Linked DNA regions of Mus musculus: all the other regions are linked to region 5. A link is a loop called in an ENCODE intact Hi-C map of the cell type or tissue named here. Cell type or tissue: left cerebral cortex. All regions are shown on one strand.

The links. Hi-C counts contacts between places; a loop is a spot of excess contacts. Peaks named below come from ENCODE experiments on the same cell type or tissue, not always from the same donor. Only the 100,000 strongest peaks of a DNase experiment are listed, where the experiment ranks them.
Region 1: a loop joins it to region 5, with 2.8 times the contacts of the local background. A loop is called at or near these places in 15 of 42 quality-filtered maps.
Region 2: it touches region 5 in a loop (2.6-fold over the local background); 13 of 42 quality-filtered maps call a loop at or near these places.
Region 3: a loop joins it to region 5, with 2.7 times the contacts of the local background. A loop is called at or near these places in 10 of 42 quality-filtered maps.
Region 4: it touches region 5 in a loop (4-fold over the local background); 9 of 42 quality-filtered maps call a loop at or near these places.
Region 6: a loop joins it to region 5, with 3 times the contacts of the local background. A loop is called at or near these places in 28 of 42 quality-filtered maps.
Region 7: a loop joins it to region 5, with 2.9 times the contacts of the local background. A loop is called at or near these places in 21 of 42 quality-filtered maps.

The regions. Positions count from the first base shown.
Region 1 is chr3:53,320,926-53,324,925 of GRCm38, forward strand. No RefSeq gene overlaps it. Among named protein-coding and RNA genes, the nearest start is that of Gm40048, 73 kb to the right of the region's middle. In left cerebral cortex, no CTCF peak of the experiment used is centred here; DNase peaks (open chromatin) are centred at 1,865 and 3,640.
Region 2 is chr3:53,308,361-53,312,360 of GRCm38, forward strand. No RefSeq gene overlaps it. Among named protein-coding and RNA genes, the nearest start is that of Gm40048, 85 kb to the right of the region's middle. In left cerebral cortex, a CTCF peak has its summit at 501; DNase peaks (open chromatin) are centred at 1,892, 2,469, 2,883 and 3,631; H3K27ac peaks cover 316 bases.
Region 3 is chr3:53,219,837-53,223,836 of GRCm38, forward strand. All of the region lies in intron 2 of Lhfp (lipoma HMGIC fusion partner), which reads left to right. Among named protein-coding and RNA genes, the nearest start is that of C130075A20Rik, 130 kb to the left of the region's middle. In left cerebral cortex, no CTCF peak of the experiment used is centred here; a DNase peak (open chromatin) is centred at 1,866.
Region 4 is chr3:53,159,716-53,163,715 of GRCm38, forward strand. The region is part of intron 2 of Lhfp (lipoma HMGIC fusion partner); the gene reads left to right. Among named protein-coding and RNA genes, the nearest start is that of C130075A20Rik, 70 kb to the left of the region's middle. In left cerebral cortex, no CTCF peak of the experiment used is centred here; a DNase peak (open chromatin) is centred at 2,468; H3K27ac peaks cover 801 bases.
Region 5 is chr3:53,040,600-53,044,599 of GRCm38, forward strand. Lhfp (lipoma HMGIC fusion partner) reads left to right here and starts at 948. Exons shown (of 4, transcript NM_175386.3): 1 at 948-1,175; 2 at 2,520-3,092. The coding sequence starts at 2,708. In left cerebral cortex, a CTCF peak has its summit at 1,571; DNase peaks (open chromatin) are centred at 181, 964, 1,292, 1,565 and 1 more place; H3K4me3 peaks cover 3,536 bases; H3K27ac peaks cover 1,159 bases.
Region 6 is chr3:53,245,622-53,249,621 of GRCm38, forward strand. All of the region lies in intron 3 of Lhfp (lipoma HMGIC fusion partner), which reads left to right. Among named protein-coding and RNA genes, the nearest start is that of Gm40048, 150 kb to the right of the region's middle. In left cerebral cortex, a CTCF peak has its summit at 1,692 (motif pointing left); DNase peaks (open chromatin) are centred at 148, 336 and 1,682.
Region 7 is chr3:53,257,153-53,261,152 of GRCm38, forward strand. It overlaps Lhfp (lipoma HMGIC fusion partner), which reads left to right. Exons shown (of 4, transcript NM_175386.3): 4 at 3,339-4,000. The coding sequence ends at 3,457. Among named protein-coding and RNA genes, the nearest start is that of Gm40048, 140 kb to the right of the region's middle. In left cerebral cortex, a CTCF peak has its summit at 1,613; a DNase peak (open chromatin) is centred at 1,678.

The DNA.
Region 1 (4,000 bases), 280 kb after region 5:
CAGGCAACAGATTTAGGGGTAGCCCCCGCTACAATTGTTAGGGAACCCACACCAAGACTGAGCTGCACAATTGATACATATATGCAGGGAGCTTTGGTCCAGCCTGTATATGCTTTTTGGTTGGTGGTTCAGTCTCTGAGAGCCCACAAGGGTACAGGTTGAACTTTAAAATTCTAAGACCTCAGGGCAAGGTGATTTAATGTTGGACTGTGATGACTTTAAACACCAACCTGCAAAAGGATTTCACAGTAAATTGTCCTTGGAAATGTGAAATTATAAAAAGCAGGTTATATTAAAATCCAGGACATTATAACAATTATGGGCCAAATTGAATTCCACTTCTTCAATTGATACATTAACATTGAGTTCCTAATACCTCAGAATATGATATTATGTTGAGAAATGGTAATTGAGTTAATGAAGTCATTAGATTGGGTCCTAACTCTACAGGACTCTTGTCTTCATAAGAAAAGATTAGGAAAGAAACAGGTACTAAAGAAGGACCATATGGACACACAGGAGACGGCCATCTACAAGCCTATAGAAATGGCCACAGGAGAAACCAGCCCTCTTAGCCCTTGGATATTGAACTTTGGGCCTCAAGCACTTGTAAAAGGATCCCCCAATGGCCATGACACTAGTGTTAGATTTTTATCACTAATACAAGATTACAGGTACTATATAAGAGACACAGTGTTTTGTTTTGTTTTGTTTGCTTTTAATGGAAAAATGCCCTAAAGATGAAACCAGCAGGGGTCGAAGAGGTTGTTCAACAGTTAAGAACACTGACTGCTCTTACAGAGAAGCAGGATTCAGTTCCCAGCACCCATGTAGAGCAGTTCACAGCCATCTGTAACTCTAGCTCCAGGGAATCTGACCTCTTCTAGCAAACATGGGCATTCATGCATCTGATACATATATACATATACACATACATATTCATACTCATATATTATACACATATACAGGTATGTAAACACTCATACACATGAAATACAAACAGTAAATAAACTTTTTGAATAGATGAGAACAGACATGTTCTGATAGACTGGTGGTCCCTTCCACATACAGAGTTGAGAGTTAGACCAAACGAACAGAGTGGTTTGTAGGGAACACGGTTGTGCCTTGCCCTTCCTCCACACTCTCTGCCTATGAAGCAGAGAAAGGGTGGAGAGCTTCCTTGGTGAACTGTTCTGATGACTGCAGAAGAGGAGCAGGGTCTCCAGCTCCCATTGGCTACCAGGCATGCAGGCTTCCCTGTCAGGATTGGTTCCTTCAACTTCACTCTCCTTGTGAAGAGGACCTGCTTTCTTGCCTCTCTTGTTTAATACTCGTGTTTTGTTTTGTTTTGTTTTTTAATTAATTTATGAGGGCCAGATGCCCCTTTAAAGATACCAGTATGTGTGTATGGAGTTTCACATTTTTCATTCTGAAGAGTTCACCCTTTGAAAGGAAGCATTTTGTACAGTGGCCAAATTTGCCATACTCTCAGCAGCATGCCTACTCTAGGAAGATTAAAAGTTGATCAGTGTCTGACTCTGCCCTTACTGTTGTGGGCTACTATTATAACTAAGAATACTCTAATTTGTATTATATATAAGTCAAATATATATAAATATATTCATATGTGTGAATATATTTATATTATTTATATATATTTGACTTATTAAGTAAGCTTCCAGCTCAGTGCCAGGATCAGTTTAATGTTAATTAAAATAACCCTTGATGTAAGCAGAGAATTGTTTTTTGCTTGACAGTTGATACAAATGCTTTCACGTGTATTATCTGGCTTCTCCATATTATGTGTGACTTGATGACTTTATATGAGTCATAAAAGAAGCACAGCTCAGCAGCAGCAGTCACCAGACCCAGTTCTGTCTCTAAGATCTTCTTGCTGTCTCATACAGTTGCTTAGGAAAAAAAAATTCATTAACTCAGCTGTTGAATGAGGCATCAGAAAATCAGGGAGCTCGAAACAGACACCTATCAGCTCAATGCCACTAGTGCTTGAACGACATGAAATAAAAAGTTTAAAAGGTGCATGAACCGTGATGGACCTTACACAGTGTGTGTTGCCGTGGCTGGAATATTTGACCTCACCTTGGTTCTAAGGCAAATGAGATCATGAACTTCCGAGTGTATCTTAGCATTAGCAAATGATGTGTCATTTCTCAGTGAGAAACCACACTTCTCTCCCCTAAACTTTTTTTTCTCCTCTCCAAAATCAGAGACACAGACCCTCTGGGGTGGAGTGACTCTCTCTTTTCTCCTAGCCTCTCTGTCTTCTGGCCACCAGAGGAGGCCTCTACCAGGTGCTTATGCCATGGTGCACTGCCTTACCACAGACCCAAGAGGAATGGGCTGACTGTGGCCTGTTATCCAAAAGAGACTTTACCCCTCACAAACTGTTTATCCCAGCTCTCTGTTACAAAAAAGAAAAGCTGATAGGCACAATCTTCCTTTGATGTCAATTTCTTGTCATTGCTAAGAAGTTTCCCTTGCCTACCTTCTCTGCGCCTGTGCACACCCAAAGCATTCCCCTCTGATCAGCTGCTCTTAGTACGTGAGGGCGGGTACCCAGTCCTGTCTGCTTGATCAGACTGAGGGGTACCCGGATGAGTAAAGCACAGTGCAGGGGCGCAGGGGCGCAGGGGTGCAGGGGCGTAGGGGCGCAGGGGCGCAGGGGCGCAGGGGCGCAGGGGCGCAGGGGCGCAGGGGCGCAGGGGCGCAGGGGCGCAGGGGCATGTCTATGAGAGTGAACCTCACTACAAAATAGAGAGTAAACCCACTCTGAATGAAAGCAGAACCCACTCATGGTATAGGTCCCTCAGTGGAATAAAAGGCAGGAAAGGGATGTTAGCTGGCACGGGCATTTTCTCCCTCCATTTTCTGTTCACCATGAAACCAGGAGCTTGGCCACATGTTCCTGGTACTATGATGTTTTGGTCCAAACACAACAGAGCCAAGGACTATGGGCTGATGGTTCTGAAAACAGGAGCCCAAATAAATCTCCCTTTTCTTGTAAGTTGTTCCGCCAGATATTCTGTCATGGAAATAAAAAGCCTTACAGAAGGTAAGCAATGCATTCTGAAGTCTGTCTCCACAGGCATATACAGTCTCCTTGCTGGCTAGCTGAAGTCTATTTGAAAAGAAAAGAGGAAATGCCGTCCAGTTTCATCAGCTCAGTACATTTGGTACAAAATCATGCCAGGATACTCTGTTTTATAAAACATCCAGTACAAGGAATAAAGGAAATGCCCCTTCAGAGGTCGGGCTGCATTAGCATACCCACTCTGGACTAGTGCCTATACTGTTAAAAGTCTGTGAGTTACACAGGGAAAAAAGCAGGGCAGAGATTCTGTGTGCTCAGTCCCTTTCAAGAAAAATTCTTTTCAAGATGTACTTTTCCATGGCAGAAAAAAAAATTAACTTGAAAATGCATAGGGAGCGATGATGGCTCTGGCAAACCTTGACCCAATCATGTAAAGTGGGATTATTCACGCCTCTCTGCCCAGGAAGCTATTCGGGATCCTTAGATGAAAATAGAAGTGCGACGTGTACTTATAAATAAGTAAAGATTTTTACTGCTAAGATCAGCACGGAGGCACGTTGGGGCTTTTGTGTCTCGGAACTGCTGAGTCAGCAGACATAGATTGTGTGTGAAGACAGTGGGAATCGTGAGAACTGCTTTCCCCTCCCCTCGCGGTAGCACCCTCTCCCTTTCTGGCTCCTTGGTGTACAGGCTCAGAACGGTGCACAATATTCCTCTCTACTTCACAGCGGGCGCATTGTAAGTGTGCTCTCAGCAGAATGGACTCCCAGCACATTTTAATATTCATTTTCAGCCATTCAGTAAGAAATTGACGCTATGGGTTGCATACTACGTACAACTAAAGTTGGTCAACCATCTTTTTAAATCTAATTTCTCTACATGCTTTTGTTACAAGAAGGATGCGATTGGACTGGTGATGACAGAGAGATTACAAGGACACTGAACGCT
Region 2 (4,000 bases), 270 kb after region 5:
AATTTCCCTCAATGAAAATTCTAGATATATGCAGCTTCATAAATCTTTTAAATATTTGAAATTTATACAAAGTTTTCCAGAGGGAAGAAAGGAATGGAATACATCCCAGGTTGTTTTATGAAGTCAGTAAAATTTTGATGCTAAAACTTGAACAGAATAATAAACAACAATGCTTAACTGTCCCCGTTAGCGGTATGACTTACTTTTCTGTGGCTGTTATAAAACACCATGGCCAAAATCAACTTACAGAAGAAAGTGCTTCGGGGGTTGATGGTTTCAGAGAACTAGATGTTCATAATGGCAAGGAAGGCATTGTGGCAGAAGAAAGCTGAGAGATCATATCTATGCCACACTCACAGGAAGCAGAGACTGAACTAGTAGTGAGGTAAATCCTAAAGACCTACCCCCACTGACACCCCCCCCCCTCCTGAAAGGCCTCACATCCTAAGTTGTTTGTACCTCCCCAAACAGCGCCACCTACAGCACCACCAACAGCGCCACCTACAGAGTACCAAGCTTTCAAATACAAATTGTTCCTCATTTTACCACCATGCCGATTTTTAATTAATTTTTAATTATTATTGAGGGTGACCTCATTAACAAATGATAAGATTGAGAAGCACCCGTCTATCTTTTGACTGCACTAGTCAAAATATTCTCTATAGATTCCCGCAATCCTTTGGACTGGCCCAGTAAATCTCCATCACTCCTTCCAGAAATCATGTCTATGGCATTCCATCTCCACTGCTATGATGCCCGGTACTACAGAGGTTCTAAGATTCTCTTCTATATGCCAGCTGGCAAACTAATCTAATCCACCTTAGCTTTATGAATACTGGAAAAAGGAGGAGAGCCCTGCGTCAAAGGTAAAGAGCGATTGATTGTACATCGCGTGGCAAAATACTATCGGGTTTGCATCGATTGAGTTCCATTCATCACAAGGTGATGCACAGAGCCAGTGGCACTTAGATGCATGAGTCGCATTATACAAGAGAGATATGTTGAGGTGAGGGGCCCTCGACCTAGGTAATGGACCATTGTCCTGGAAGGTAATGTTTCCTGATAGTCAGCTTTCTGTGGGTGCGGTAAAATAATGTTGGACATAAATCGCCCTAAAAGAAGAAAGCTTCTTTTGTGTTGTGTGCTCTACTATTTTGTCTTTTGATTACCAGGTCCCGTGGTCCCTAAGCTTGTGGTGAGGCAGAATCACACCGTGTAAGGACAGCGTGGGACAAAGCTGCTCACGAACTGATGTCATCCAGGAAGCAGGAAAGAGAAAGGATACAGCGGGCTTCCCAGGATCCCTGAAAGGGTCATGCCCCAGGTGATCTAATCTCCCTTCCACAAGGATATGGACCAAAGTTTTCTCCACTAGTTCCTACCTCTTAAGGACGTTACCATCTCCCAGAGTGCCACAGATGAGTGGCCAAGCCTTCAGGATATAGGCTATGAGAAGATATTACAAGGACAAAATCATAACATGTTATTCTATTATATCAGACAATAAATCTACCTTTTGCCATGGGTAGAGATAGCATCTCTAGCTTCCACGGTGCTGCTCTATCAATAACTTGAAAATATAATTCAGAATAAAAGAAGCCAGTACTGCTGCTCATGAAATACACAGAAATCCAGAGGCCTGGGATGAAGCGTCTTCTAATAAACATTCCTTCAGTAAAAGTTAATATAGTCTTTGTCTCCAGATCCCTTTTTCTTGAATTCAACACACTGAAAATAGAAATAAATGAAAAGCTAAGAGGTCAAATCTGAAACGGCAATAATGATTATTTCTGGGTAATCTTACACAATTTTGTGGATGGTTACAGTTGGGTGCCTCTAAGAAGGGATTTCCAGTCACGTGTGTTTGGCTCTTTTTTCTTGGAGCTGCAGATGATAAAATCTTGCTACTGAGAGAAGATTAGCGCTTGCCAAGACATGAATGCCAATAGAAACATTTCCAAATGCAAATATGCAGATTAGGTGTTTAATTCAACTGAGTTTTCAGACTGCAGTATTAGCACACATTACCCAAAGACCGCTTCAGGATTTTCTTTCTACTCTAATTCAGTGGTCATTCTTCTCCCTCCTCCTTCTCCTCCTCCTCCTCCTCCTCCTCCTCCTCCTCTTCCCCCACCCCCTCCCCTCACCCTTCCTCCCTTCTGTCCCTCTTCCTTTTACTCTCCCTTTCTTTCTTTATCGCTAAAACACACAGACTCAATTTCTTGTTTGAAATATTATTACTTTCTTATCAGAATCACCTGTATAACATGAAAATGGAGCATTTTGTGTTCTATAATGTATAAAGCAAGTTAAATCACAGGAGTCTCATACATATGCAGGCCACAGAGATATGTATGCATTTAGAAATAAGTTCCATGTCCCATCTGGAGTCAGGAGCAATTACTGTCTGGCTTGGAAGCTTAAATGGGTACCATCTGCCACAGACCATGTCAAGGCATGATGACTGATACTGCTCTCTGAGCACCCAGAAAACAGCATGGCCAGCAAGAAGACCACTCTCGATAATTACTCTTGTTTTCATGTGTGTGCTTGTACATATATGCGCAAGTGTGCATGCATGAGAATATATCTGATATGGGGGCCATGGGTCAATCCTGGGTGTTATTCTTCAGGAACCATCTATTTTTGAGACAAGGTCTCTCTATGGCCTGAAGCTCACCAAGAAGGCTATGCTGACAGGCCAGCAAGCTCCAAGAATTCACTTGACTTCCATATTTCCAGAATTGGGACTATAGTGATGTCACCATGGCTAGGTTTTAAAAATACATACTTTAGTTATTTGAGCACTTTATACATATATGCATTGTATTATTATATCCATTCTCCTCCCCTACAACTGCTTCCAAACACCCACACTCTCTTTCCTACTTCATATTCTCATTACAGTTAAAAAAAAATCCACTGACTCTAATTGTGCTTTGTATATGCACAGGTGTGTGGGATTATCCACCTGGCATTGACTGCCTCAGCTACTGATGGGGCTACTGATCTAGTGCAAGCCTTGCTGAGAAAACCACAGCCGCTGTGAGTTCATGAGACTATGAGCATAGTATCCCCCTCACCCCCCATCACCTTTAACTCATGATCTTTCTACATCCCTCTACTATGGTGTTCTCAGCCTTCCTAAATACTGTAAACCCTTTAACACCTCCTGTTGTGGTGACCCCTAACCGTAAAGCTATTTTTGTTGCTACTTCATAACTGTAGTTTTGCTACTGTTATGAATCATGATGTAAATAGCTGATATGACCCCTCAAAGGGGTGATGACCCACAGGGATGAGAACCACTGCACTACTGCAAGTTAATGATACAATACACATGTCCCATTTGTGGCTTAGCATTCCACAGACCCTTACTCTCTGTACTCTGACCAGGTATACCCACATGTTGTACATGGATTCTGGGGACTCAAGACCTGGTCTTTGCTCTTGCAAAGGAAGTGAGCACTCAACAACCCAGCCATCTCTCTGGCCCAATCATCACATTTTTTCCTATTTTCCAGAAAAGAGGAAAGTGTCTATTATAAATGAGTCACTGCCCAAGTGGATTAGAAGCAAGCAGTTTTCAAGAATCCAATCTAGAAAAGAAGGAAGACTACAGACAGCTCTGAGTATTCTGTAGGCCGTCAGCTTCTATCTGCCCACATCCGTCTTATAAAGAAATGTCATGTATATATTTGAAAAGATAAATCAGTGGGAAATGGGTGTGGGGAACAGGGTTAATTGACTTGTTAAAGGTACCAATACCTCATTTTTCCTTTCAGCTGCCCCAGCATGGAGTACCAAAACTCCTCCCAAATCGACCAAATCTGGCATCTACTTCTTCCCGAGGCCCGCAGATGTTGACCATGACACTTTGTTTAAAGATTCCATGGCCTTACCTCAGACCAGCGGAATCCCTCTTCTGGGGCTGACACACAGAACCCTCCTATGGATGTTCTAAGGATGGTGGTGATGCACTGAGTTCCATTTGGCTCAG
Region 3 (4,000 bases), 180 kb after region 5:
TATATATATTATATATATAATATATATATATATATTATATATATATATATATATATAATGGAGTTATGGATATTAATGTAATAAGGTTTGTTAGCTGTTTCTTCCTGCTACATCTGAGACTTTTTTTCCTGCCTTTTAATTCTTTAATTGGTGGAGAAAATGAACCTGATCAAGACCTGAAGGCTGTAACGTTCTGGCACTTGCCGTGTGGGTTCAGGTTGTTAGTGAGGCGAGTGTTTTCTTCTTCAGGCTCAGCATTTTGATTATGTCAAAACTGAAATAAGCCCCTGCAGTTGAATCCAGACTACCAGACCACCTGAGTGAGTGTCTCAGCCATCTGCCACTGCTTGAGTAGATTCTTCTACTTTGGTTCTCTGCTGTCTTCAGTAATTTCATGCTGTTAGGATAGCAATACTAGGGAGAGGAGCCGGGCGTGGTGGCGCACGCCTTTAATCCCAGCACTCGGGAGGCAGAAGCAGGTGAATTTCTGAGTTCCAGGCCAGCCTGGTCTACAGAGTGAGTTCCAGGACAGCCAGGGCTATAGAGAAACCCTGTCTTGGAAAAAAAAAAAAAAGTAATAATACTAGGGAGAGGAGATTGGTAAAACACTGTGTGGCATGCACAAAAAAGTAATAATACTAGGGAGAGGAGATTAGTAAAACACTGTGTGGCATGCACAAAGCCCAGGGGTCAGTCACTATCACTGAAAACCAATGATCCTGGAAAGGGATGTGGTTTTCGCCTCTGGTTGGTCCTCTCCCCATGTGCCTGTACTGAGAGATGCTTTGTGCAAACATGCTGGACCACCAGCTACCGCACATCAATTATGTGCTGTGCTATCATGTACATTCCTTTGATGTCACACCAGCTACAAGTCGTCCAGGTAGCCTTATTCACAATAGCACAGACAGTATTCTGAGGCTCAAGGACTGGCTATCCTCCTCCTTCACTCATTCTGAGTAGTAACTGATGCAGTAATGCTTTCTGCAGCTACATCAGGGTCAATCTAGGTATGCACATTCCCACTTCTCTTTTCTCCCCATGGAACTTGGCTACTCAAATCTCTCTGGTGCCCAAGTCGCCAGCGCTTCCCAGGGGTCACCAGTCCTTGGGTCCTCTGTGTATTATCAAGACAAGGTACTTGGTGTGTTCTGCTTAGAGCTTCTAGGTCTTCTGCCTATCTCCATTTAAACAGGACACAACTCCTAAATCTGCCCCAGTTCTTGCAAGAGGCAATGTGACAAAAACCTGTTCTCCAGAGTCAGTCTGATTGGCCCTTGATCTCACCACTGAGGTCCCTGGTGTCAGTTAGCCCAGGGATCCTGGGAAGATTCATGATGAGGGCATCAAAGTGCTTCCCACGCTCAGAACAGGGCCCTGTGAAGGAAACTGAACTGGTTGTTTATCAGGAATCAAAGCAAAGATCTGGGTGCCTGGCAGGCTGGGAGGTGGCTGGGGAGAGCATTTGATTTCAGGATGCTGGGTTGTGCTGTCTTTGAGGCCAGATATCTGCCCTCGAATCCCAGAATTTTGCAAATCTGTTCTATAAAACAACGTGCCCTGAAGGTAGAGCGCGTCCCTGTTGTATAACTACTGTTCTACAGATAAACGCTCCGTATAACGTTCCTTCCACTTCGTCAGACTATCACGAGGTGGGAGCTGCATGTCTTAGTCTGTCCCGGGGCTTTAGACATGTTTTATCTAACCCTCACGATGACTCTGTAAGAGGCAGTCCATTGTATGTCCATTTTATGAAGAAACTTCTAGAGCTCTAGTTTAAGACTTGCAAGGCCAGTATCTAAGAAGCAGCAGAGCAAATATTTGAATGCAAGGCTGCCAGGCTCCAAAGCCCTCATCCCAACAGTTTTCCACTGGAACATTTTTCTGCGGTTGGGCACACACTTACTGGAGTACTGTTGGAACCAATACTGCATTTTCCAAGCAAGGAGAGAAGGAGCCAGAGTTTGCAGTGTACTTAAGAGTTCAGCTTTTTATTTTTGTTTAATTTCTGAAAGGGTATTGTTGGAGCCTAGCCCTGCTTTTTTTTTTTTTAACTTGCATGCTTAATTGTGATGGTTGTTTGACTTTTTAAAATCATTTTAAGAGTAATTCATTTTGCACACAGGGATCCTGAAGGAAGGAGACTTTTACTTAAAAGTGAACTCCACTGTCACTCTGGGCTTTCTGAAGTGTCTTGTGAGCTCCCTTTGGGATTTCTGGGTCGGAGAGCCAAGGCAAGGCGTTTCTATTTTAATGTGCAGGAGAGTCGTTTGGGAACTGTGAAAGGATTAGAAGTGCCCTTTCTTGAGATTTGTGCATAAATCATTTTCCAAAGTTGATGGGTCCCAGTTTCAGTGCCTTCTGGGCCAAAGGATAGAGAATAATGGATGGATAATGGCAAACATTTTGCATACTGCAAGAGGGCAGTGTATGAGAGATGACAAGAATTATATTAGTTGAGGCTCCATACTTCCTTAACAAATACTCTTTCCCCTATGTGGCCCCCACAAAAGGATGGATTTCCAGATCCATAGAGAAATGGGAAAATGGGCAGGTCAGCGATAAGCAAACGGATAAACCAGTTCTAAAGCCCTGCTGACCTTAGACCCACTATGGTCAGTGAGCAGATGTTGGCTGTCCATTTCTATCAGCTCCTCTAAGAGTTGAAACTTTCTCCTATCAAGTTAGAGGGGGATGTAACAATTCCCAGCCACAGATCTGTGGTTGGCTCTAGAAAAAGGTTTCTATTGTGAAGCCATGAACAAGCAGTAAAGTATCTTTGCTTTTGATGAGATTACAGTATTGTTTATGTGATCATCCACTCATGAGCACCTGTAGCCACTAATAGAGACTCTAAAATCAACCGGTACCAACTGAAGTCCTTGTGTTTCTCCTGCAATAGCATGATTGTTATAGCCCCCGACACAATCCACTGCCATCCTAAGCTGTTATTGTATGCCATGCTCCCAATGCTCCAGTCATAAGCCCTGAATGTATGGCTAATGACAATGATGCAGATTTAGGCACCATGCTAAGGGACAGAAATTATTAGGTGTACTTTGTGCAAGAAGATCTGAGCTCAAGAGAGGCCAAAGGCTCATGGTCACATATCTAACTAGGGTGGTATCTAAATCTGGCAGAAAGCACTTTACAAAGCCCTTGCTGCTTTCTGTGGGTCCTAGCCAGTGGCCTCATCAGGATCTGTTCCAGAGCAGCAGACCAGAAGTTGCATTTTAACAAGTGCCCCTAACCCGGGAAGCTGGTCCTCACATGTATTGCTCTGTACAACACACTGGAAATCTGAAACTCCTGTAACTTTGATTTTACTCCTGATACAATGGGACACCATTGGGTCAGTGGAAATAACTGTCTCTTTGGTGAACATGGTCCAGAAACCTTACAGTAAAAGCCAAGAACCAAATGTGTCAAGCCATAGCTGTACACTACCCTTACTTCTGGTCATCGCGGTGGTGGGTGGCACCTAGATAGCTCCGCGTGCTTCACCTCATCAGTTCTGGCTCTATTTGACTGGTATAAACGACGCCTCCTCTAGACATAAAACAGTAGCAAGAAAAATAGAAAATGAGCAAGCCGGAAAGGCATCAGTGTGTGCGACTGATGTGACTTGGAGAGCAAGTGTCCGGTGCTCACCGTGGTAGGGATAATCCTGCTCAGGCCTTCTCTATTCTTTCTTGTAAGAAGAGAGAAAGAAAAGGACACTACCAGCATCCTGCCCGTATATATATGACAGCACACTCACCACACTCTCCTGTCTGCAGGACAGACTGACAGTTTCCAATTGAGACCACTCACTGACTCTCGTGATCAAGGACTGTGCCACTTCTTCACCAACACCATCTTATTCGATCCCTGCCGATGCCCAAGGCAACGCTCTTCCCTCATTTTGTAGCCCCTGGAGAGGTGGCTGATGGAGCTGAAGTGCTTGTAGCCCAGGGCTGGGAAGCTGATGCCTTGGCTTGCCTGACAAGTGTCACCTGCA
Region 4 (4,000 bases), 120 kb after region 5:
ATAACTTCAGTTCCAGGGTATCTAACTCTACCTTCTGGCCTCCAGGGGCACCAAGTGTGCACATACATCCATGTACACAGATATCCATGCAGACAAAACATCTATATTCATAAAAATAATTTTGAAAAACACCTGAGGTCTGACAGAAGATGTGTATTTTACCTGGTAGTTGAATTTATCTATTGATTTATTGGGCTTGTCAAATGTTATACCTTTATTAGTTAACAGGCGTCATGGAAAAAAATCAGCTTGTGCATATATAAATTATATGTATTTTATATATGATAGCAGCTTAGTCTTAATCTACATTTCTAATTACATTCTCTCACATAGAATCAATGTCTATAGATCACTCTAAATTCGATACTTGTAGGCCTTAGCAACCATTATGATTATGAGTTTACCTTCAGCTTCACTTAGCTTCCGTCTCCAGATAGCTATTTTTATCTCATGGGTGTGGGTAGGGCAAATATGGAATGGTGATTAACCTTTGTGAGTTTATATGAACCCATTTCCCAGCATCAACCTGTCAATTTGCTGATATATATCAGGGTTATCACTGGACAGAGCTAATTGACACTAAAATAGCGCTTCCCACTTGCCGCAACAGCCTTTTCTCGCTGGTTTGTCTGTGTTGAAACCGGAGACTTTTTAACTGCGTTAATTCCTTTGAGTCCAAATTTGTGATCTGTTTCATCTTTGAACTCATAAAAGGAAGCACAGGTCCCAGGTCCAATGGAAACCTTGCCTCTCTGGGCATCTGCTTAGCTCATGGCTCTCTCAGTCCCTGGTGGGTTGTACTCCATGGAGTGTATGTAGTGGGTGAGCTACGAGCACCACTTCTGGCAGAGCCTTGCCAGTACCATCAGAGTTTCCTCATCAAAATGAAGGCCTTTGCTTTTAATCGGCATCAGCAGATGATGCTGTCTCAGGTTGCATATCTGGAGATGATGAGAGCTTACAGGTTAGGTGGATAAGATTAGACACAAAGTGTCAAATATCTACAATCCATAACAGGATCTGCTAATTTACATACAGTCTGGGTATAGCACAATGGACCACACCAATTGCTGCAAGAGAATCCCTACAGGGAAGAACTGTGAGCATCCACGCCTCCTTGCCCTTCTCAATTCTGACTTGCTTGGTCGACACTTCCTAACAGAAATATTTAGACATTTACCCAGCAGCAGGGAGGCTCTCTACCACGTGGGGACTTGATTCATGGGCTACCACAGCCATTACACAGAGGTTAAGGTAACATGAAGGGTGACCTTTATCCCTACCCAATAAATGTAGCTATGCAATGTGTCACTATGCGATTTGGAGAGATTAGAGCATTTTATACAGGCTATGTTTCTGCCATGCTGACTACTCTTCTTACTGAGTCCTGTACCAAGCTCGCCACTGAGCACTTTCTATGGAATTTTATCCCTTAGCTCAGCTGTGCCTGTTTCCAACCCAGTTGTGAAAGTATGTAAATTCACAGTGAAAGGTGGGATTTTATAGTTGGGAGATGGTTATAGGCATGATGCTAGAGAAGACTGGGGTCATGCGAGGTTCTAATTTCTTGGTCAGATTCATCAGTGGGTGAACTGCAGTGAGCATGTGCTGACGGACTGTGTGCTGTTGCTATAACCAGAATCATTACAGCCCATCACTCTTGATATTCTATTGCTGTGAGCTGATAATAATGATGGAATCTGTTGGGGTTTGTTTTGTTTTTTTTTTTTTTTCTTGTGGGTGATGTGGAGAAAGACTGCATCTATAGAGCTACCCTGTGGCTCATCTGAACTTGTCTCTTTATATATAAACCATTGACAGCAATATCTACTCTCCATTTCATAGAGGCCATAAACAGAAAGTCCATAGCACAGTGTGTCACATTTATTTGTTGCCTAATAAAGGCTTGTTCGCTTTCCCTAGAAGTCTTAGGATGGTAGAATTCAGGAATGTTAATTTACAGAGAGGGTTGTGACATTAAAACATTTGACAACTACGTGGCTGAGAGCAAAAGCCAAACATTTGGGATTTGCTAAACATTCCCAGAGACACGATACGGAACATGGAGGAGCATGCACATCAAACAACAGCCAGTCACCAAAGCATAGGGATTGTAGCAGAGTCTAAAAGCAGCCCTGCTAAGGGAATGGTGCTTTGGAGGCTCAGGGCCTAGCTTAACAGTTAGTGTAGATAAATAAGCCTTTGGGGACATGTATCTAAAGGTTGGACCACCTCTTCTCCTTGCAAAGATGGTGTTAAGATACTGCCTTCCCCAACCCCCAGTCTTTCTGAAGAGAAAGATAAAAAGGGAGAAGGGATAAGCTGCTGAGGTTCTGCTCTAAGACACAGAGAACTGAATAACACACTCCTCCCACGGTACATTTGACTGAGGCAGGAGACTCACAGACAGAGCCACCTCTGTCAAGCTGTGCGCTGAGATGGGTGCTGCTGACTTAGTCACCTAGGGAATAATCATGTGGCTTCGTTTCCCATTGCAAAGCTGTCTGCTGTGTGGTGTCTAACTCTAAAAGGCAGTAAGGAACTCCTGGCAAGTGCTTGTAGTAAGCTTAGGAAAGATTGTGTACCATTGGATGTAGGGCTGAGACTTTGCAAAGGGGAAATGCTCCAGCAGCAGGTTTCTAAGTAGATTTTATTTTGGCTTCTCAAGCTGTTGGGCCTTGGTTTGGTTTGGTTTTCCCCTGGTTGCTGGAACACAGTGCCTGAGGGAGACTCATTTAGCTCAGTTTCAGAGATTGGAAGTCCAAGATTTATGCCATTATTCATCTGACCTCAGGGGAAGGTCTGGTGGCGAATGGTATCACAAGAGAGGAGGAAGCACCTTGTGATGCTTTGTACAAACTTGGCCCAGGGAGTGGCACTATTAGAAAGTGTGGCCATGTTGGAGTAGGTGTATCACTGTGGGTATGGGCCGTAAGACCCTCATCCTAGCTGCCTGGAAGCCAGTATTCTGCTAGCAGCCTTTAGATGAAGATGTAGAACTCCCAGCTGCTGCACAATACCTGCCTGGATGCTGCCATGTTCTGCCTTGATGATAATGGACTGAACATCTGAACCTGTAAGCCAACCCCAATTAGATGTTGTCCTTATAAGAGTTGCCTTGGTCATGGTGTCTGTTCACAGCAGTAAAACCCTAAGCCATACCTGAAGAAGCCTGGAGGGTGGAGAGCAGCAGGGTTTTTTTGTCAGCCTTCTCTCACTGGTAATCCTCCTCAGAGCAATATTTCCAGTAACCCAATTTGCATGTTTTAAGGCACACTCCTTTAAAAAGATGATCATCTTGCTGGGGGGTGGTGGGACACACCTTCAATCCCAGCACACCGGAAGCAGAAGCAGGAGGATCTCTGAGTTTGAGGTCAGCCTGGTCTGTGGAGTGAGTTCCAGGACAATCAGAGCTATGCAGAGAAACTCTGTCTTGAAAAACCAAAACAAAGAACTCAAAACATCTCTTAGTATAATTCATTGGCACCACACCTCCAACATAAAAACACTCAGGAGACAGCCCCATTCTTCTTCTTAGAAATCAGGCACTCCACCAGTGTGCCCTTCAGGGACCGGACACATCATCACCTGGCACTGCCAGGTGCAGCACATTTCCACAGTCCCTAGGAGCTGTAACACTCACACTCTTTAAAAGGTCTCTCCTGACATCATGGCTCTCTCACATCCTCTCTGTCTTTCAGTCTGTCTTTCTGTCTGTATGTCTCTACCTTGTAGAAGTTAGTCCTGGTTCTGCCTCCCGGTTTCATGCTCCCAGAAATAAGACTCAGACTCAAAATATATTTACAAATACCTTGGCCATAGAGCTAGGCTCTCTTCTGACTAGATCATAACTCAAGACAACCCATTTATTTTAATCTACATTTTTGCCATGTGGTTGGTTATCTATGTGCAGGTACCTTGCATCTGTCTCCAACATCTTCCAGGGTAGATCTTTCTGCTCCTGACTCTATGGCAGAATTCTTTTTGCCTCCATGATGTC
Region 5 (4,000 bases):
GAAATATATTCCTACCCAGTTATTACTTCCAGCTGCTTTGAAAAAGGCACATCACAAAAACTGCATCTAGGCAAGTATGTACTTCAAAAGTTGCTGGTCCCAGATGGCAGCTTCCTAAAATAACTGTCCTCTGTGGAGACTCCAGAGGTCAGTCAGTCACCCACAGAATACGGCTCTGGCTTCCGAAGGGTTAAAAAGGCTGATGGCAAGTCAGAACTGGGCAGGGCCTGAGAAGAAATCAAAAGGAGCAGATTTCAGAAAGGAAATTCAAAGGTTGTGTAGATAGATGTTAAAGCTGATCATGGGTTGGGGAGTGGAGTGGGTAAGAGGCAGGGAAGGGGACGGGAGGAGAAAGGAGGGTAGCAGAAAGAGGAGAGAGGGTGAGAGGGGAGGTAAGGGAGTGGGGGGAAACCCAGGAAAGAGGAAGAGGAAAAAGAGGAAGAGAAATGTCTTGAAAGAAGTTCCCAAAGGTTTGCAGCTGTTGGGAGAGGCTGGCAGGGGAGTAGCCTGCCTTCTTTCTTTCTGGCTTTGCCCCCACGGAATCCAGCAGCCTCGCATGGCGTGCCCAGCCTTCTCTTTCCTATGTCCACACCCGTCATGCTCTCTGCCCTCCAAAGTGACCACTTCTCAAGAGCCCCTTAAAGCTCATAGACATCGCTCTCCCCATCTCTGAGGCTACTTCCCATCCTGGTCCTCATAAAGGCCGCGCGAACACTGCAGCCCCAGACCCCAGGGTTTGACCCAGAAAAGCAAACAGGGGTCGGGTGTGGCCTCGGCGCCCCCGGGGAGCTGCGGGGAAGGCGAGCAACTTTCTCCCTGGATTCTCAGTCTGTCTGCCGCCCCCACTCTCGCGCGTCCAGGACTGCGCGGCGGGGCCGAGGGGAGGGGACAGCGGCAAAGGGAGGGCGGGGAAGAGGCGGCGCGTGCCTCGCCTGCCAAAGCTGGAGCCGGCATCCACCGTGTTCCCGGGCCGCACGGCCGCAGCCGGCGGGCTCTCCGGGTGGGTCCCCCTGACCCTCCACCCCAGCTCTCCAGACTCGCCTCGATCTCCGTCGGGATAGTGGCAAAGGCAAGAAAGACAGTCTTCTTTGGTGCCGCGCTGTCCCCGCCAGGGAAAGACAGCAAGTTGTGCTGCGCCCGGGACTCGCGAGGGACCGCGGCCGCCGCCCGACCGGGTAAGTAGCGCGCCCCGGGGCCCCGTGCCCGGGTCCCTCCTGTCTTTCCGAGTGGCATAGTTCAGCTGAGGTCCTGTCGGCCTCCGGGGGGTGCTGCCTTCCTTTCCATCCTTATCCGTCCCTTTCTCAGAGCCGGCTGCAAGAACTTCCCCGTGCCGCTTTGCATCCAGAGATCATTGTGTGTGTTCCTGTGTGCTCCAGGGTGCGGTGCGTGCGTCTAGCAGTTTTGGGGGAGGATGGTGGGTTTAAGTTCATCTGGACTAGGGTAACTCACTCCAGCTGAGAAAGAGGTCCCTTTCTTCCCACTCCCCACCTTTAATGGTAACCCCCAGACCAACTCAACTTCAGCCTCTGCTCACAGCTGACACGATTTTAAAAACCGTAGCCAGAGGGAGCTCCCCTTTGGGTAGAATCCAGAACAGAGGGCGAGCAAAGTGTAGGAGACTGGAGTTTGGAAGCAGTTTGCAGATGGAACCCGACGGGGTGGGGGTGTTCTTCTGTGTTCTTTGTGGAGAGTGTAGCCAGGTGTGCAAGCCAGCCCACCTCATCGAACCCTTTTGAATAGCTGACTTGACATTAGGTATTGGAAAAGAGTGAGTGCTTGGTCTGAAATGGCCAGCAGGTGAAAGCACTGAAGCCAAGGAGTCAAAATAGGAGGCGTGAACACATTTGCCCCGGAAAATTAAGACAGAAGGCGTTTTTAGTGTTATCGAGTACTGGGGGTGTGTAACTATATATCACCCGATATATACACCCGAGTGGTGAATACTGTTAGTTAAATTTACAGTAACTGGGGGTGTGTAACTATATATCCAATGTATACACCTGAGTGGTGAATACTGTTAGTTAAATTTACAGTACTTCTGTAATTGTATGAAGTTCCCACTATCATGTTGCTTGGTTGGCACACTCATCAAGTGATGCCGAGGAGTGGCTAGAAACTAAGTGTGAACTTGCAAGCCAAATAAACAAACTACTGTATGGTCCATTTTATTTTAATATCCGGAATTATGTCTCCTGCTAGTAAAAAATGCTACATTGCTTTTAATGTGAGTATGTGAAATGAATTCACTGGCTTGGCAAATAGAAGCCATTCGTTTCTTTAAGTAAATAGCTGTCAGAGTTAATTTGGGAGCATTTTTACAGGAGATAAAGACGTGGAAAAGCTTTGAGCTAGTTTGGCAAAACTTGTATAGAGATGCGTATGGAGAGAATTAGTTCTTCCCACTTTTGAAGCGTTGAAGGAAGTTTGAAGTTTCCTAAATGAAAACCGTGGAGCTTCTTGAGACGTGTAAATATGCTAGACATACTTAGCTTTCCTTGTTTCCTATTCCATTTTACCAGGGGCCACCAGCCATCTTCACTCCAAAGTATGAGAAGCTGATCGCGGTAATACTGAAACTCTGTTACGGCAAGTAGCTACATACGCCTTGAAGAGCGGTGGACTACCTGGGAGTTTCTTGTGACTACACGCCTTCCTTCACACCTTTAGTGCAATCACAGCGGACCCTCATTGCACTGCCTGTTGGAAGATGGCGTCCAGCCTGACTTGTACTGGGGTGATCTGGGCTTTGCTTTCCTTCCTTTCCGCTGCCACCTCCTGTGTGGGGTTCTTCATGCCATACTGGCTCTGGGGGTCTCAGCTAGGCAAGCCTGTATCCTTTGGCACTTTCCGGAGGTGCTCCTATCCTGTTCACGATGAGAGTCGGCAGATGATGGTGATGGTGGAGGAGTGTGGGCGCTATGCCTCCTTCCAGGGCATCCCCAGCACCGAGTGGAGGATCTGTACCATAGTGACAGGCCTTGGCTGCGGCCTGTTGCTCCTGGTGGCTCTCACTGCCCTGATGGGTTGCTGCGTGTCGGAACTCATCTCCAGGACTGTAGGAAGAGTGGCTGGGGGAATCCAGTTCCTGGGGGGTAAGTGACTTTGCCAAACTTGAATTGTTTCCATAGAATCTCAAAGCAGTATAGAAAATTATGTTTCATTTGTCTTCTGATGCTTGGTTGTAATTGGCATTTGGAGTACAAGAAAAAATAGATCTGAAGTGGCCATGGTAAGAGATCCAGCAAAGTCCAAGATTTTTGCCAGAATTCTTTTTACAGTGTCAGGGTTCTTCATGCCTGTTCATCCTTAAATATATGCATCCGTGGCCTGCTGGGTACAACCTATGAGACACAAACATGTATGGGCTGTGTGTAACATATGTGCTAGGGAGATAGTTGGTATTTCATAGCATCTTTTTGTCCAACAGTAGACCCATGGATTGTTTTTGCCTTGCTAAACACTTGAGGTCTTTAGAGGCAAAGACTTCATAGAAAAATGCAAAAGGTGTCCGATTCAATACTGTGATCATGATGAAACCCCCGTAAGACTCTCAGTGGATATAACACTGACCTTTGTTTAATTTTATAATACTTTTCGAAGTAAGTTTCAGATGCCCAATTTCATCTTGGCAAGTATATTTTTTCACTATGTTACAAATACAGTTCTAGGCTGATTACAGTATGAGATCTTAACTTCTTTGGTAACTTTTTCTGTGAGGGGAAAGAAAAGAATACAGTGTTTAAAGAATGGTGTGTGCTGTCCCAAACGCGCTGGATAGTCTCAGTAACACCAGACGAGGTCTGACTTTCACTTGGCGCGCTTCCAGCCAGTATTGCTTCAATATCTCTGGTCATATGGTTCTAATTGCACTTTATATGTTTTCCACTGGGCCTTTTCACCTCCATCCCTCAACCTGACTGGCTGAACTTGTCTGATTTGCAATATGGCCTGGTGAAATATGACAGCCTGCATAGATGGGACAGACGGAAGGGAAACAGGA
Region 6 (4,000 bases), 210 kb after region 5:
CTGAGTACCCTTCCTAACTAGGATCCCCAGCTCGGTCCTTCCCTGCCAATAGATTTCTATCCCCTCCCTGAGGCCATGTGTACGTAGGGAAGGATTGCACACAGCTGGTTTGGAGGAGTGACTCACTCTGGTAACAGTGAGATGAGCCGCCTCAAGGAGGCAATGCAGACACTCAAGACACCCAGCTGTGCTGATATGTGGAACCTGGCACAGCTAAATTCATGAAAACCTGGGCATTTGGCCCAGGAGACAGTCATGTATGACAAGAAGATAACGTAGAACAAAAAGAGCAGGAGGTCTAGGGTCTTGACTGTCCATATTGCCTCCCTGAAGAGGCTCATCACACTGTTACCAGAGGATGAGTCATTCCTCCAAACCAGCTGTGTGCAACCCTTCCCTACATGCACAGGGCCTCAGGGAGAGGATAGAAATCTATTGGCTGCGAAGAACCGAGCTCTGCAGCTGTCAGTTCAACAAACACAACTCTTCGCATCAAAGGGAGTGAGAATTTATTCTAGAGCCAAATTTGAGTGACCAAGGCCTAGAAAATACGCAGCGAGGTCATCTCAGGTTCCTATATTTCCACACGGAAGCAGTTTCATAAAGTTATTTTTAAAAAATAATAGCTGCATACCACAGAATTGTTATAAGGCAATTTTAAAATACAGCAATGGATACATCAGAAAGGAGGCTAAAGCGAGATGGAGGAAGCCCTGCTATAGACCTCAGGTGCTATCTGACATCACTGGTAGCTTTTGAGTTGGTGGAAGTTAGTTATCTGCTAAGTTAATAGATTCTAGAAAGGTGAATCTATGGATATTAGTTCCAACACAGAGGTAGGCAAGGAACGGCTTCTCAAGGGGCTAAAGCTAGCCCAAGATAAGGTAGCCAGCTTCTGGTCCTGCCACATTCCACACCGTTCCACACCACTGCAGCGCTGATTAGTCAATCCGTCTTTGCAGAAAGAGCTTTTTGCCAGGAATTTTCATTCCCTCAGCTAAGGAGGTGTTATCATCTCCAGTGGGGCTTTTTTAAGCCCTCCCACACTCCTGCCTATAACCCCCATCATAGCTAATTGCTTGGTAAATAAGCCTAATAAGCAATTTACATTGACATGAAGTACATGCAGCCATCTTTAGCATTCAATGGCAATGATTCCAGGACCCTTGCAGACACTAATCTCAGAGAATGTTCACATTCCTTATTGAAATTGGTGTAGCATCCTCATGTAGCCTCCCTACAGTTTCCTGTGCATTTAATTTCCTCTCCAGTTGACTTACAATACCTGCTCCAATGTAATAACCCTGCTAGTACGCTATGAGGGGATAAGGGCAGAAACAGTGTACACACATGTTCACTGCAGATACCACATTGCAGGTAAGGAGTACCTTGATTTTCAGTTAAATCAAATCTATGTTTCAAAAATCCGTAGATACCAAGGTCAGACACGATGTCCAGATGACCTAGTTTGATGATGAAAGATGGTGGTGGTTTATTTATAGCCCCACCCCCAACTTATACTTATTTGCTTTGAGCATGTGAAATTACTTTAAAGAATGAAGGCATTCATTCTTTAAAGGGCTGACAAGAAGTGTCAGTGGATAAGAACACCTAAGGTTCTTTCACAGGGCCCAGGTTCAGTCCTCAGCTCGGAGTTCTATGAGATCCAATGCCCCCTTCTGGCCTCTGTTGGCATTGCATGTGGTGCACATATGTACTCCCACACACAAAAAATTAAAATAAATACTTTTTTAATGAAGTCCAATGTTGTGGTTCTGTTTAATGCTCCTTCTGACACATGCACGTGTGTGTGCATGTGCACACACATATACACACACATACAGAGGCTCATATGTTGGGACACGCATTCTTAGAAGGCATGCTGTTTTGAGAGGTTAAGTGACCTTCTGGCTAGCTAGCATGGGGTAGGTTGCTGAAGGCAACCTTTGAAGGTACAGCCCTATACACTAGTTCTAGTTTGACTCTCTTGCCTTCCTGTTCTGTCCCCCTTGAGCGCCTTTGCCTTAGGCTCACTATGACAAAGAACTGCTCAGCCACACCTTCTCCATCCAATGGACTAAAAGCCCCAGAAACCGGGAGCCCAAAGGAATCCACCCTTCCTTAGATTGCCTCTTCAGAAGGTTTGTCCTAGGCAAGAAGTAGTAGCTGATACAGCACGTAGTCACGGTTGCATATACTGTGTAGGTGAATAGTCAAGTTTAAGTGTTTCTCTGCAATTAGCAGAGACACTAGCTTGCTTTAGTGTGGGAATCGGGATGTTATATATCATAAACAAAGCCAGCCGCCGAGTGTAGTGACATGCTGAGGAGAGCACTTTTGAGAGACCTGGGAAAGTCACCAGTGTCCTGGATACCTATCCTCGTGATTAAAACACAAAAAGTGGCCTAGATACAGGGCTAGCAAGCTATGGGCCACATCTGCTCTCTACACTTCTGTAAATTACATTTTATGGGCAGGCAGCAATGCTCACTGACATACTTGGTATCAGTGGTTGCCTTTGAACTAAAATTTTTTACTGTCTGACTCTTTACAAAATAAGATTGTCAGACTTGACCTGTGCCTTCCTTTTCAAGAATGCCTTTAGTGCTGAAGTCTGTGGCTCTGTGATATGCTCACTTCGTGGCAGAAATGAGAGGAAAAAGGCAAAGGTCTCAGAAATAGAGGAAGGGTGCTCTGGTTCTGGGCAGGTTTGGAATTTAAAGGAGGCTCTGTTGTGTTCAGACTTAATCCCGTCACAGCGTCCACCCTCATCCCTGCTGCCTTCCTGTTTTGCCTGAAGCATTTGCCACCACTGCCTGGGGACCATTTTAGTTACATATAAAAGCCCTATAGTCATTCTGTGTGGGGCTCATGGGTTCCTTGTCTTTCAACTATATCAGCTCGGAAAAAATGCCTTTCATTCTCTGGAAAGCAATGTTTCCCACGTGGAGTATAAATCGACTTCATTTTGCCAGACTAGAGGCATTTGGTGAGGAAAATGGGCCACGTGTACCCCCAGGTGCTGCCCAGGCACACTTGGTGGCTTCTCCCAGGGGGCTGGATTAGACCGTGTTCCCTCCTACCTGGGTACGGAGAGCCTGCACACGGGTCTAATTGACCTGTCACTTCACAATGAGATTACAGGAATAAAGCTAAGATGTCTTCTTTGTCTCAGGTGATTTAATTTGTCAGCTGTCAGCTCAGTTGGATGTAGTTAGCTGTGAGTCCCTTAGACAGGATGCATGTCAGAGTGCTTGGACCACGGAGCTGCCCGTGGCTACTCCCCTACACTGCCACACGTGCCAGTGGAATGTAAGGGAAGATCAATAATTTTGATTCAGAAATTTTTAGAATTAAAAAAAGATCTGTGGAGTATAGCTGTTGCTAAATTTGTACAATACTTGGGTAACAGGCACACATCCCTGAATTTGACACACACCCCCACTTCAGATAAGGAGTGGTCATTATGTCAGTTTTTCATTTTGCATGTATCCATGTTTATTTACATGTTGTGTGTGCACACACGTGCATGTATGTGCATGTATGTGAGTGTGTGTGCATGTGTGTGCATATGTGTGTGCATATGTGTGTGCATATGTGTGTGTTGTACATTCAGTGTGAGCTGGGCAGTGAGTTGCAGTGAGCTGCCTGTCTATACTCCCGCTCTCTGACCCCAAGCCTGGCGTTATAAATACAAATGCTATGCTCAGCTTTCCCTGTGTCCTGGGGGGTGGAGTTCAGTCTGGTGTGTGTGTGTGTGTGTGTGTGGCAGCACTTTAGTGATGGACCTGTCCCCCAGCTGTCCCCCAGTCATGTTGCTTATCAATTTCTTTCTCCATAGACTCGAAAGCATGAACCTTGCCCTCATTTGAGGATATATGTGTATATGCATCTATAGCTCATATATGTGTATATGCATCTGTAGTGCATATATGTGTATATGCATCTATAGCTCATTTTCTTATTGAGATTTGCTCCTGAAAATATTCTATAAACAGTG
Region 7 (4,000 bases), 220 kb after region 5:
GCCTACCCTGGGAGAACCATGCAGATCCTGGGGCTTGCTGACTGGTCTGCCTTGCCTTCTCAGTGAGCAATGGGCCAATGAGAGAGCCTGACTCAACAAACAAGGTAGACAGCTCCTCCTGAAAAATAGCAGTCAAGGTTGGCCTCTGGTATGCATGTATCCATTCACATGAACACACACACATGACATATACCTTGGGGAAGGCAGGGAGGAAGGAACACATCAAAGGAGATGAAGAACTAAGCACAGAGCAGGGGGACAGTTTGATGTAAGGACCAGCCAGAATTCTCAGGTGCTCTGGAAGATTCCATAGGTTGTAGAACATGTCCCTGTAGGGCTAAGTCTTACACACGTTCTCGCAACCGGCCAGGAAAGACACAACAAACCAGAATCTTCTGCGGCAAAAGCTTTATTGCTTACATCTTTAGGAGCAAGAGAGCAAGAGAGCAAGAGTGCAAGAGAGAGAAGCAAGAGCCAGAGCAAGAGAAAGAACAAGAACAAGAAAGCAAGAGAAGAGAGAGAAAACAAGAGAAAGAATGGCAAAACCCCGTCCCTTTTAAGGAGAATTATCCTCCGCCTAGGACGTATTACTCCCTGATTGGCTGCAGCCCATCGGCTCAGTTGTCATCACGAGAAAGGTAGAACACATGGCGGGAAAACTGCCCCTGCACGTGTGCAGATTATGTTTACTACTTAGAACACAGCTGTCAGCGCCATCTTATAATGGCAAATGTGAGGGCGGCTCCCAACAGCTAAGAAGCCACTAGTGTTGACCTTGATAGCCAGTTTTGAGTTGCCCATTGACGACAGCTATTTCAGAGGCAAGCTCAGCTATCAGAGTGGAGGAACATTGATCTAGTTTCCCGTGGACCCCTGTGTGTGTGTGTGGGGGGGGTAGAGTGTAAATTGTTACAGGTCAAATACAAACAGATGTTGGTGACTAGTGCCCAGAGCCCGCAAAGGGATCCACGGGACTGTGGTACATGATGCCATCAGCTGCAGCTCCCTACCAGCTAAAGGTTCCTGGAGTTGAAACTCACTGACTCCTCTGCAGGAAACAATTAGAATGATACCTGCCCTCACCCTGGCTCTGTGATAATCGGCCCTTCAGTACCTCCTTCATCATCCTTAATAGATGTAACCTGCACCCACATGCACATCCTCGAGTTAACTACCCAGGCCAGCTATGCTTTCCTGAGAATGTGTCCAGTAATTAATATACTCTGCCTTCTGCATTAGGTCATAAGAGTGTGCATAGGTCAATATCCGTTAATAATGAGCGATGGATTGCCATCCACATTATGCGCCCTGTGTGGAACAGAGAGACTACACATTCTGCTGACTCTTTGGAAGGTTCTAAACCACTGGCTACTCTTAGCTGCCCGTTAATTCTCCCTCCTAGATTTATTTAATATGGCTAACGAATCACTCACAGCGGGCAATGGCTCCCAAGACTCGCAGCCTGTGGTCGTCAGTAAATGTGGTCATGCAGCAGAGATCCTGTCACCCTTGAAAATCGCTCACTCCCCCAGTTGACCAGTACGAAGGAAGGTTACTGTGCCTTGGGATCTGCCCCAAGCTGGAGATTTGATCCTTCTGAATATGTTATCCTGTTAACTATGGCACAGCCTGTGGGAGGCAGAAATGCTTGGGTTGGAAAATTTCCACTTAAAGTTCAGTGCCAAAACAGAACTAGAGTTACTCTTAAAATAAAATCTCAGACTTTTCTGGAGCCTGCCTGCCCGTTCAGCTTCCTTCCTTTCTGTTTTTCTTTGCCCCTGCTTTCTCATTCAGCAGTGATTTACTGAGTGCCTGGGCTAGGGCAAGCACTTCGGGGAGAGGTACGAGAGGGAACAAAGGCATGGCAAGATCACACACACACACACACACACACACACACATACCTTCTTGAAACTTCCGTTCTAAGAGAGATGTTTGCCTTTGTTCTCCACCCACAGCGCTGAGATGAGGCAGGACCTCACACAGCAGGGTCTGTACATGGGACAAGTTAGACACCCGGCTGTAAATGTCTAGTTAGGTTTTCTCTGAGGTTGGTACGTTCAATCCCTGTCAGATCTAAGTGTCTAACACAATATGTAAACAAGAATAAAAGAGAGAAGGAAACTGCCTGCTATTGGAAGATGATGCAATTGGAGAAAAGAAGGGTTAGGTTCAGAATATGCAGCTCACACACAGGCATTTTCCCAGCATGCCCTGGGATCCATTCCCACGCCCACCCCTACCCCCAGAAAGTAAAGGAAAACTGTAAACAGGAGTAACTAGAACTAAGAACAGATAGGACAGTGGCCAGTGGAAGAGACAGAGGGCTTACGTCCAGTGCATACACAAAGAGTAATTCCTATGTCACTACAAAACAAGATGGCCACCCATGGCTACTCATGCCTCTAAGCCCAGCATCATGGAGACTGGAGTAGAAAGGCTAATGAGCTGAGCGAGTCTGGACCAGGTACTCAGACTGTTTCACAAACAAGGGATGCTCTCACCAAAGTTCACAAGCATGGAGACCCACTCCACCAAACCAGATAGGCTATTTGAGATTTTTATTTAGGATTTTTGTTCTATTGCTGGTTTGAACCCTGCCTCCATCCCTGAATAATTATATGAGCTTGAAGGGCAACTGAAGGGTCACCAGTTTCCAGTCTCTTTGTCAACTATACCCCACCTCCCAGTACTGTGAGAAGAATCAACCTAGTGGGCATATGGTAAAGAAATCTAATCTTTTAGGGTTTCAAGTGCACCATTACTACTCTGGTCCTTGAAGACCTGTTTGGACCCTGGTCTTGGTGTTCTCATTTAAATAGACATTGAACTGACAGTGGGTTTCAGCCCCAGTACAATCTGGGAGGCCTTGATTCCCAGTTTAGGTCACACAGTGCAGGGTATTTGACACATTCCACATGTGTCACAGTGCCTACTTCGGTGATGTCCTTCAAACGGGCCCCCTCCTCAGGAGGATTCGTCCTACAGTTTAAATGTTGCCCTGTTATACCTTAATATGCACCCAAGTCTGGGCTAGGGCGTCAAGTGAGAACGGATACCATCATGGCTTCTGTCCTTATGGTTGCTATTCCTTTTTTGCTGCAGTCATGGGTGAACGGGAATAGCCAGTCTTTAGTCCTAGCTGGCACGAGGCACAGAGCCAGGGACCTGTGGGAACGCACACGTCATCCCTCCATCCTTCCTTCTCATGGTAGCATTCTCTGCAAGGACTCCACGTCACTAGTGGGTATGTCAAAGTGCACACGCTGGAGGATGAACAGCCCTCTTCAGAGCCATCCTCACCTATGTCTGTTTCTCTCTCCTTGCTCTGTCCTTAGGCAAGTGTGAGATCGGCTGGGCCTACTACTGCACCGGGGCAGGGGCTGCGGCTGCCATGCTGCTGTGTACATGGATGGCTTGCTTCTCAGGCAAGAAGCAAAAGCACTACCCCTACTGAGGTGGTCAAGAACGAGCTGAGGAGAGGACAGACCACCGGAGACCAGAGGGCCCGAAGCATCCAGCGACTTTCACAAGGTGGAATAGTGGTTGTAAACCCAGAACAGTGTTAATGTGATGAAATTCGGTTGAATCTGGAACATTCTATAGGAAGGGAGGGTGGTGGGGACATTGTCATTGTCAAAAGCATGGAGAATAAGGGACGGTGGAGGAAAATGGACCAAAGGCTAAAAACATTGCAGGGCATTGTTGTTTCTATTCCACAGAGTACCGTTAATGTATATCATATACCCAGCAAATCTATATATGCAAACGAGGATCTCATTTTTGTTCTCCTTCAAAAAGATGAGGACTAGGGGAGTCAAAAGGGCTAGTAGAAACAGTATTATCTTAGGAAGCAGGATGAGTACCCTGCAGACATTCCCTGTAGATGAGGATTGAGCCTGAAAGCACATGAGTACGTGCACACATATGCACACATCATATTCACATACCACATGCACATGTTATATGCACAGGTCATACGCACATGCCATATGCATAC